2 separate regions of the Homo sapiens genome follow, and region 2 is linked to region 1. A link is an interaction called in ENCODE POLR2A ChIA-PET data of the cell type or tissue named here. Cell type or tissue: OCI-LY7. All regions are shown on one strand. Each heading gives the region's core, and the rest is flanking DNA. Links, peaks and the distances in the headings are about the cores only.

The links. Peaks named below come from ENCODE experiments on the same cell type or tissue, not always from the same donor. Only the 100,000 strongest peaks of a DNase experiment are listed, where the experiment ranks them.
Region 2: POLR2A ChIA-PET joins it to region 1 with 5 read pairs; 5 of 35 experiments call an interaction of 5 or more read pairs at or near these places.

The regions. Positions count from the first base shown.
Region 1 is chr11:82,957,458-82,962,844 of GRCh38, forward strand. It overlaps the pseudogene RPL7AP54. Among named protein-coding and RNA genes, the nearest start is that of DDIAS, 58 kb to the left of the region's middle. RefSeq lists an enhancer at 3,262-3,421. In OCI-LY7, for the core only: no CTCF peak of the experiment used is centred there; DNase peaks (open chromatin) are centred at 2,704, 3,154 and 3,474; H3K4me3 peaks cover 1,469 bases; H3K27ac peaks cover 3,578 bases.
Region 2 is chr11:83,042,653-83,048,039 of GRCh38, forward strand. The region is part of intron 1 of RAB30 (RAB30, member RAS oncogene family); the gene reads right to left. Among named protein-coding and RNA genes, the nearest start is that of SNORA70E, 3.7 kb to the left of the region's middle. RefSeq lists an enhancer at 2,612-3,166. In OCI-LY7, for the core only: no CTCF peak of the experiment used is centred there; a DNase peak (open chromatin) is centred at 2,469; H3K4me3 peaks cover 716 bases.

The DNA.
Region 1 (5,387 bases), core at 142-5,141:
GGCTGGGGCCCCTGCTGTCATGAAGAAGCAAGAAGCCAAGAAAGTGGTGAATCTCCCCTGTTTGAGAAAAGGCCTAAGAATTTTAGCACTGGACAGGACATCCACCCCAAAGGGATCTCACTCACTTTGTCAAATGGCCTCATTATATTAGGTTGCAGCAGCAAAGAACTATCCTCTGTAGGTCACTGGAAGTGCCTCTTGTGATTAACCAGTTTACCCAGGCCTTGGACCTCCTAACAGCTGCTCAGCTTCTTAAGCTGGCCCACGAGTACAGACCAGTGACAAAGCAAGAGAAGAAGCAGGAATTGTTGGCCCATGCTGACAGGAATGCTGCCAGCAATGGAGACATCCCCACTAAGAGTTCACCTGTCCTTCAAGCAGGGGTTAATACTGTCACCAACTCAATGGTGAACAAGAAGTCTCAGCTGGTGCTGACTGCACAAGATATGGATCCCATCAAGCTGGTTGTCTTCCTGCCAGCCCTGTGTTGTAAAATGGGGGTCCCTTACTGTGTTATCAAAGAGAAGGCAAGGCCGGGAAGTTTAGTCCACAGGAGGACCTGCATCATTGTCACCTTCACACAGGTTAAATGGAAAAAACAAGGAGCTTTAGCTAAACTTTGGGAGCTTCAGGATCAATTACAATGACAGATATAATGAGATCCACCATCAATGGGGAGGCAACATCCTGGGTCCAAAATCTGTGGCTTACAATGCCAAGCCAGAAAAGACAAAGGCTAAAAAACATGCCACTAAGCTTAGTTAAATGCACACTGTTGAGTTTTCTGTACAGAAAGATAATAAAAAATTCTCCTTCAGCCAAAAAGAATTCAAGCTTTCTTTTCTGACCTCTTATGCCCTACATCCCCACCCAATTGAAAGTATTTTTTTGAAAGAATGCCTTACTACTGATACAGTGTCAATTGGTGCTATGATTTGAATGTGTTTCCTCCAAAATTCAGGTGTTGCCAATGTGATAGTATTAAGAGGTGGGATCTGTAGGAGGTGATTAGGCCATGGGGTTCCTCCCTCATCAATAGAATTAAGGCACATATAAAAGAGGCTTCACGTAGCATTTAGCTAGCTTTCCAACTTGTCCTTTCATCATGTGAGGATGCAGCAAAAAGGCCCTCACCAGAAACCAGATGTGAGCACCTTGATCTTGGACTTACCAGCCTCCAGAAGTATGAGAAATGTATTTTATTTTATTTATCATAGATATAAATTACCTAGTCTCAGATTTTTTTTGTTACGGCAGCCCAAAATGGATTAAGACAATGAGAATGTAATTGGTATTAATTATGTGGAAAATAAATTGGCATTATTTATGAAAATTTTAAATTGATGTGCTCTTTTAAAAGCAGCAATCCCACTTCCAGGAATTTATCTCACAAATACACTCATATATGAGAAAGTATAAAAGAAAAATATTCCATAAAGCATTGTTTGCAATAGCAAAATAGTAAAACAAATATCTGTCAAGATACACAAATAATTTAGTATGCATAGAATATTACTGGAAGAATATAAAAAATGATTTAAAAATTAGAGATAGTGTATATAGTATTTTTATAAATACATAAGTATATTTCATAAGTTTATAATATTTTAAAAACTAGTCACCTTCAAAGCCAAATGTGGTGGAATGCACCCATAATCCCAGCTACCTGGGAGGCTGAGGCAAGAGGATCACTTGAGCTCAGGAGTTTGGAGGCTTGGGCACATAGCAAGACCCTGTCTCCAAAAAAAAAGAAAAAAAAAAACTGAGCCCAGGAGTTCAAGACTGGCCTGGACAAGATGGCAAGACCCCATCTCTACAAAAAATGAAAATGAAAATGTTAGCCAGGCACAATTGCACAAGTCTTTAATCTCAGCTACTTGAGAGGCTGAGGCAGGAGGATCCCTTGAGCCCAAGAGTTCGATATGGCAGTGAGCTATGATCATGCCACTGCACTTCTGCCTGGGTGACAAAATAAGACCTCATCTCTTAAAAAAAACAAGGCAAAACAAAAACCTGACATTTAATATTTTTCACGGTTTTGAACAATTAAAAAAACACTAATCACCTTCAGATAATGATAGAGAACCAATTTATTATGTTGATAACTGGTAAAAAGGGAAAAAAATTAAAAATTTATCTTGCTTTTCTCTCATGAATTGTACCATTGGATAACCAAATAGGTGAAGGGAAGCTCTCTTTATAAAAATATTTTAATTAATGCATTTATTAAATGGTAGAAATGGAATATTACCATTTTGTAACCCCCAACAAATAATGGATGCACTCAATGAGCGTCGATGGTTGCTAACATTCCAAAGAGAGACAAGAAGATATCTGCTTTCTGATGGAAGAAGATACCACTTCCTATAATCTTCCCAAAGGGATTAAACATGAGTATACTCCCTCTGCATCCAGCTGTCAATATGAAAAATATACAACTGACAGAACATGCAGACCTCCACCATAAATATAAAATCAGCAAAATCCAGACTGTGAGAAACTGCAGGTCAAACAGTTCACATTCTTCCACAGATTACTGTAAGGGAGAGAAAGAGATATATACTAAAATTATTTAAAATGTATATTAGTTGTTTTTTTTTTTTGAATGGGCAAGATTAAACTTAAGTGCCTTGAGATACACATTTGGGTGCATCACTTCCTTGATGACTACGAAAGTGAAAATAGCGGTTACTTTGAGGTGGAAAGAAGAGATTCTGGGGTGGCTGGCAAAGTTCTATTTCCTGACACAAATACAAGGGTGTTTATAATAGTTCCATTACATAATACACTTTTTCCGTATTCATGTTTTAGTTCATATTAAAGATGTTTAAAGATCAATTTTTTGAAAAAAAGGAATATGTGCATTATACAGAGGGAAGCAAAAGACTCTAATATGTGGAGCCTCTCCCTCTGAGCCATCTCTTAGATATTTTACATACTTGCTCATTTATTCCTTATAAGTAACCTATGAGGATTGAGGAAAATATTTTTGTAAACTTTGTAAACTGAGTTTACAGAGGTCGAGTAACTTTCTCAAGGCTAAGACCATGTCACTAATAAGTGGCAGAACCAGAGCTCTAATTTTTCCAGTACTCTGCACTGCCACTCATGAGGCTAAAGGAGAATGCTGCATGAACCCTCATCTCTCAAGCTAGACATTTCTCGGTGAAACACCTTCCTTCCTGTTGATCAATGTCTGCCACTACTTGAATAACTTAAGGTCAAGCATAGGTTAGGTATCCTGCAGTGGTTTTCTCTGATCTATCACTTGTTTTTCAGCCTAATTTGTGATGTGATTAGAGAAAGTTGCCTCCAAGGGAGAAACATAAATTCACCTGTAAAAAAAAAAAATCACACCTTTCCTCTAATAAGATCCCTTTATGTGCCAAGCCAAAGTGCATGACCACTTGGCCCTTCCGTACAGCTCCTTCACAGTCTGAAGCATTTTCTGCTAACTAGAGGCACCAGCTGTGCCAAGACAAGCTGTTTGTCCACCCCTTGCCTGCCTTGAGTGGGAAATAATAACATGACATTGTAAAACACAGGGGTGCCCAGCAGCCTTTCATTTGGTGAAAGTAACTGCAAGGGCTCAGAGCTGGGTTAATGGATACAACAGTGCCTGTAATCAGATCCAGGTGCTGTATATACTTGTTATTGATTACGACTTCAATAATTGCAAAATCAACCAACCAAAAGAATCATGAAAAAAATATTATGCAAGATGTCTAAACAGAGGCCCCAAAACCAGCAGTTGCTGGAGAAGTATTTATCACCTTTTTCAAGATCCAAGCTTAGGGTATTGTATGTTTGGCAAAATAGCTATATTTCAGCAGGGCTTAAAGAGATTACTTGTCTCAGGGCTTTCAGTTTGGCCGGTAACAGATGAAGACAGATTGATTGAAAGCATTTGAACAAATATAAACTTGAACAAGCTGAATGGACGTGATTAAGTTAATTAGGGTCGATAAATGCCATTGACAATATCTTACAACTCTTCCTTTATCTTGGAGTATTTCTTTCTTATATAACACAGGCAAGTGGATATGGTGACTCTAATATTAAACCTGTAACTGAGTAGCCATTCAGCCTAATTAACTAGACACCATCTCTCAATGGCCTGCTAGATAATTAACGTTTTATTTTATACATGTAATATTACTCATCATTTACTGTATGCCTATTATGTACCAGACACTATGGCATTTACCCTGTATTTTTTGTTTTTTTAATTTATTTAACTTTTATTTTAAGTTCAGGGGTACTTGTGCAGGTTCTTTACATAGGTAAACTTGTGTCATGGGGGGTTTTTGTACAGATTATTTTGTCACCCAGGTATTAAGCATAGTACCCATTAGTTATTTTTCCTGATCCTCTCCCTCCTCCCACCTTCCACCCCCCAATAGGCCACAGTGTGTGTTGTTCCCCTCTGTGTGTCCATGTGTTCTTATCACTTAGCTCCCACTTATAAGTGGGAACATGCCATATTTGGTTTTCTGTTCCTGCATTAGTTTGTTAAGGATAATGGCCTCCAGCTCCATCCATGTTCCTGCAAAGGACATGACACAATCTCATTCTTTTTTATTTTAAGACAGGGTCTGGCTCTGTCACCCAGGATGGAGTATAGTGGTGCAATCTCAGCTCACTGCAACCTCTGTCTCCTGGATTCAAGTCATCCTCCCACCTCAGCCTCCCAAATAGCTGAAACTACAGGCACATACCACCATGCCCAGCTAGTTGAGCTCATTCTTTTTTATGGCTGCATAGTATTCCTTGGTATACATATACCACATTTTCTTTATGCAGTCTATCATTGATGGGCATTTAGGTTGATTCCATGTCTTTGGTATTGTGAATAGTGTTGCAATGAACATATGCCTGTGTCTTCATAATAGAATGATTTATATTCCTTTGGGTGTATACCCACTAATGGGATTGCTGAGTTGAATAGTATTTCTGTCTTCAGATATTTGAGGACTTGCCACACTATTTTCCACAATCATTGAACTAATTTACACTCCCAACAGTGTATAAGTGTTCCTTTTCTCTGCACCCTCACCAGCATCTGTTATTTTTTGACTTTTTAATTGCCATTCTGACTGGTGTAAGATGGTATCTCATTGTGGTTTTGATTTGCATTTCTCTAATGATCAGTGGTGATGAGCTTTTTTCATATGATCGTTGGCCACATGTATGTCTTCTTTTGGAATATGTCTGGTCATGTCCTTTGCCCACTTTTTCATGGGGTTGTCTTTTTCTTGTGAATTTGCTTAAGTTCCTCATAGATGCTGAATATTAGGCCTTTGTCGGATACATAGTTTGCAAAAATTTTCTCCCACTCAGTAGGTTGTCTGTGCACTGTTGATAGTTTCCTTTGCTGTGCAGAAGCT
Region 2 (5,387 bases), core at 52-5,051, 85 kb after region 1:
CTTAGCATCACTAATGATCTGGACAAACTAAAATTATGTGCCTCCTTTTGTGATGATATGGGAAATATACAACCTCAGCTTTAGAATTCTTGCCCAAAATATTTAACCTGTATATAATCATGTAGAAATAATTATACAAATTCAGATTGTGAGATATTGTTAAGAAAACAGATCTGGAATCTTAAAAATATCATAAAACACAAATAAGCAGGGAGACTCCTATAGATTTAGAGACTAAAGAGGTAAAACAACTACATTTAATGTGTAATCTTGTTTGGATCCTGGATTAAAAACGAACCAACAGTTATAATGATTAACATTACAACATTAACATTATTATTAACGGTATTTGGACAATATGGGTATGATAGATTGCAAAAATGGCTGTGATTGTTCATGCCCCTGTATCCATGCCCTTGAGCAATATGACTTTGCAGTTATTCCCATCAAGAGGAGCATGTGACTTGCTTTGACCAAAAGATTGCAGAAGTGATGCTGTGCCAATTCCAAGCCTAGGCCTTAAAAGGCTTTGCACTCTTCCACTCTCTTAGAACCTTCCCATAAGCCATGGAAACAAGCCTGTTCTAGCCTGTTCTAGACCCCTCTAGAGCAAAGAAAAGCCATCCAAACTGAGGCCGACTTAGACCAGCCAGCTCCTAGTCAGTCCAGCAGCTGACTCCAGAGGTATAAAGGAGCCCAGTTGATCAGCTGAGCCTAATCCACATTAGAAGAACCACCCAACTGGCCCGTGGAATTATGAGCACTAATAAACTGTGGTGGTTTTAAGCCACTAAGTTTTGACATGATTTGTTTATCAGCTAGCTGATCAAAGGCAAAATTTAAATGTGGACTCTATTAGATGACATAATGGAATCAATATTAAATTTCTAAGGCATGATAATGGTATTGTGAAGAAGAATATCCCCCTTACACTTAGGAGAATACTGATATATTTAGAGATAAAGGATCATGATGTCTGCCCTACCCCCTAGTGTAAATATGCATTTATAAAGAAAGATAAATCACATGTGGCAAAATGTTAGCAATTGGTAAACCTAAGTAAAGGGTTTTTTGGTTGTCCTTTGTATTAATATGTTTGTTTTAAATTTTTCAAAATAAAAAATTAGATAGAAAAAAAACCACACACCTCTATTTACCCCATAACACAGCAAGTTACCGTGCAGTGAACAGATCCTTTCCATCTCCCACCCCCTGACCCTTTTTACTGGAGGAAACACTACTACTGCTGAGTGGGGAGGGAAGTAGATATAAAGTGCAGTAAACCAGGGTTATATTATGATATAGTTAAATGAAAGACTCATTAATAGTTAAGAAATGTTTAAAGGTAGATGTTAACAGCAAGCAGCCATTAAGGTTTTCTTCCTAATATAATCAGAAGAAAAATTTGTGTAGGGTTGGATGGGACTTGAAAAGAACAAAGCTTTGGCAAGAAACGTGGGCAGGTCTTTGAATTATTTTTTGTTGGAAAACAAATATTCCTGTGTTTCTCTATTTTAAGAGATTTCTCAAACACCTGCAAATGAGAAGGGTATCTTGTATTCATCTCTACCCCCTGAAAATCCCTAAAGAATCTTACCAATATAACCAAAATCTGTTTATTCACAACCTAATGAAAGCCTTCTTTATTTAATTTGGATTTTCCCTCAAGGGATATGCAGCAATTATTAACGCTGTATATTGACTTATGTGAACAAACCCAGAGGCCTAGGTTCAAAGGATATGGCTTTCTGAACTAAAATCTAAGGACTTCAGCTTTATTATGCCATATAGAAAAATTCCACTTAGAGTGAATGGCAAACAAAGCCCATTCTCTATATAAAAAACAGTAATCCAGGTAGGAAGATTTTTTTTTTAGAAATATCACTACAAGTCTGTTCAAAGATCTTTGAACTTCGAAAAAGTCCAGAGCAATCCCATGTATTACCATTGTCAGATGAGAAAAACATTCAACTTATATAAGAAAGAGAAGAAAATATTGCCAGGTACTCTACATTTAATGAGTTGGTTGTTCTCGTTCATCAGAACTGAAAAATAAATGCAGCAAAGAATTTGTTTTAGGCATCATTGGGCTCAAAGCCAAATCCACCCCTCATTTTTCTTACAGAATTCCTTGATTTTTTAGCCCACAAACCCCAGGATGCTTCAGAATATAGTTTGAAACTATAGCTTTAAATTAAAATGGCTGTGCAAAAGGCAGGTACCACATACAGAGAGAATCTTCCAGTTATCTCTACAAACTTCATCAGATTCAGAGAAACCAAGCAGGCTATCAGGTCTTCAAGGAATCTTTGATGTTCAAAGAGAATTTTACTGTATACATTAATTCTCAAAAATGTTCAGGGGCACTGTAAAAACAACTGCAGGGCAATAGGCTTTCCTAGCCGAAATCTGCACATTAGCCTATCTCATGAAAGGACTAGCCGTCAGCAGACCTAGACATGGTCTAACACAGACACTGAACTCCCATTGACTCATCACCGGAAGTGTCAACTGTTTAAAGAAGGGTGGATTACTCATTTATTCATTTATTCTGTAAACATTTTTTTTTATAGAGACGAGGTCTCCCTTTGTCACCCAGCCTCCCAAGCAACTGAAACTACAGGCATCCACAACTGTGCCCATATATATATTTTTTTTCCTAGAGATAAGATCTTGCCATCTTGCCCAAGCTGGTCTCGAACTCCTGAGCTAAAACGACCCTCCTGCCTTGACCTCCCAAAGTGCTAGCATTACAGGCATGAGCTACCACACCCAGCTCTGTAAACATTTATTGAACAAATTGTATATGCCAAGCCCAGAGTAGGAAAACACAGATTAAAAGGGCATACCCACTGCCCACCAGGAGGTCGCAAATGAATGGAGAAGCACAATCCAAGCACTTAGTCAAACTGCAATAAACAGCCTTGCCACGGTTAAGCACTTGAGCCTAGATCCTGACTCTACCACTTATTGGCTTGGTGGCTTTGGACAAAATTGACTTAACCTGTACAAGTTTTGTCTCCTCAGCTGTAAAATGGGTATGGTAAACCTATTACATTGAGTTACTGTCAGAACTGAGATTACGTATATGACTATACATATTATAGTAACTTTAGGTAAATGTTGGCTATAATTATTAATCTTTGTTATTATCTGAGTGGTTACACTAGGTATCTAAAATCCACCCTGAGATTCTAATAATTAGCTGTGTGACCCAGAGTAAGTAATTTAAAATCTCTGGGTTTCATGCTCTTCATTTGTTAAATGAGAGGTTATAGCTAAGTGATCCTAAAATCTCTTCAAGCTCTGGAATATTAAAAGGCTCTATGATTGATCTTACATGGTTTCATATATGTCTCAATGACACTGCTCAGATAAACTGGTGAAACAAAGCAACTGCCAAATAAATCACCTTTCTTCAGTAGTTGTCTGAATCTTTCATTTTACTTCCTTTAACCTCATTACTTACCCAGGCATATATGGGATATACTAAGCTGACTGAGAGCTAAGGCTTTGTTGTACCAAATTGTGCATCCTTAATCCCAAACACCGTCCTGGAAAGTGATAGGCACCCAGTGTCTTAAAATTAAGATTCATACTTCCCTCGGGACCAAAGCTATACATATGCAAGGTGAGTGGACACTCTGAGGTGTAGGCCTGACCTCTAGGGATCCTTTTCTAAGTGTCACCACTTAGAAAAAGGGCTGGAGAGGTATTCCACCCTTTGGCCTTCAGTTTCCTCATTGGTAAAATGAAGGGAATCTATTAGATCAGGGGTTGGCAAACTATGGCTCATAGGCCAAATCCAGCCTATATCTCTACCCCCAGCTTAGAATAATTTTTACTTTTTTTTTTTTAAGAGACAGGGTCTCACTCTATTGCCCAGGCTTCAGTGCAGTGGCGTGATCATAGCTCACTGCATCCCTGAACTCCTGGGTTCAAGCCATCTCCCCACCTTAGTCTCCTGAGTAGCTACAACTACAGGTGTGTACCACCATACCCAGCTAATTTATTTTTATTTTGTAGAGACAGGGGTCTCACTTTGTTGCCCAAGCTGGTCTCGAACTCCTGGCGTCAAGTGAACCTCCCCACTTGGCCTGCCAAAGTGCTGGGATTACAGCTGTGAGTCACAGCACCCAGACAATTTTTACATTTTTTAATGATTGCAAAAACAAAGAACAATATGCATCAGAGATCATATGTGGCCCCCAAAGCCTAATATATTTACTTTCTGGACCTTTTAATAGAAACAGCTTGCTGCCTCTGGATTAGATTATCTCTAAAGTCCCTTTAAACCCTGACATTTTAACATTCTAATTCTGCTGGGTTTCCTTGAATTGTGTGATTCCGGCTCTTCACGCAGAGCAGTACCAAGTCTGAAACAATACCAAAGGCACAACAGGAACTCAACTACAATTTGCTAACTGCATAAATGAATTCTGCAGCAGCAACCCTAAGAACTAAATCCTCTACCAAGGGGGCAAGTTGGGTCAATGTGTATCCAGTGACTGCCTAATAAATGCCCCCAGGGTGGACGCCACAATGAGAGGAACAATCTACTCTTATTGGCCTTTTGGATGACGGTGGCACCTGGAAAGGCCTGGAGCTCAGATAACCAGGATTAAAACTCACCTTGTTCCACCAAATAAAAAAATACATGTAGCCATCCCCTGAACAAACCCCTTGGGCAAATTATAAAGCTATCTAGAAAGAGCTATCAGAAACACAGATCATCTAAACTGATCATCTTAATAGCCATGGACCCAAGAGAATAAATTCCATCCACAATAAGGCATATAGAATAATTTAGCTCACAACATTATTTCTTTTTCCCTCTATTGTTGTTAAAAATACACGATACCAAAACAAGGAATTCAAATATTTATGTCAGGGCAACAAGCCAAGGAAAGTCTTGAGTATATGATCCTATTAACAATAATAGAAGATAGAGCAAGGTAAAAGAAAAAATAAAGCTCCCTGCCTCGACTCTTGACCACACATACTTTCCCAAAATAAACAGCCAGCAATTATTCTTTTAATGTTCCTCCTCTGTTCACCCATAAATCACTGCTATGTATAAACCTCTTGCTGATTCAAAGGATTTTTTTTTTCTTTCAGTCTTCCTCTTTTTGATTGCTAACAATGAGTTCTGAAAAGGGCTGAGAGTGCTTTTCCACCATCCCTCAGTAGAGCATCTCCATTTACAAGTACAATACACTCCAACCACACACTTCATTGTCATACTGTTACGTATAAATCACAAAGTTGATCTAGAGATTCTGCCTTTTCTCCTTTCCTCTAAAGAAGCAACTTGGGGCTGGGCATGCTGGCTCATACCTGTAATCCCAACACTTTGGGAGATAAGAGGATGGCTTGAGGCCAGGAGT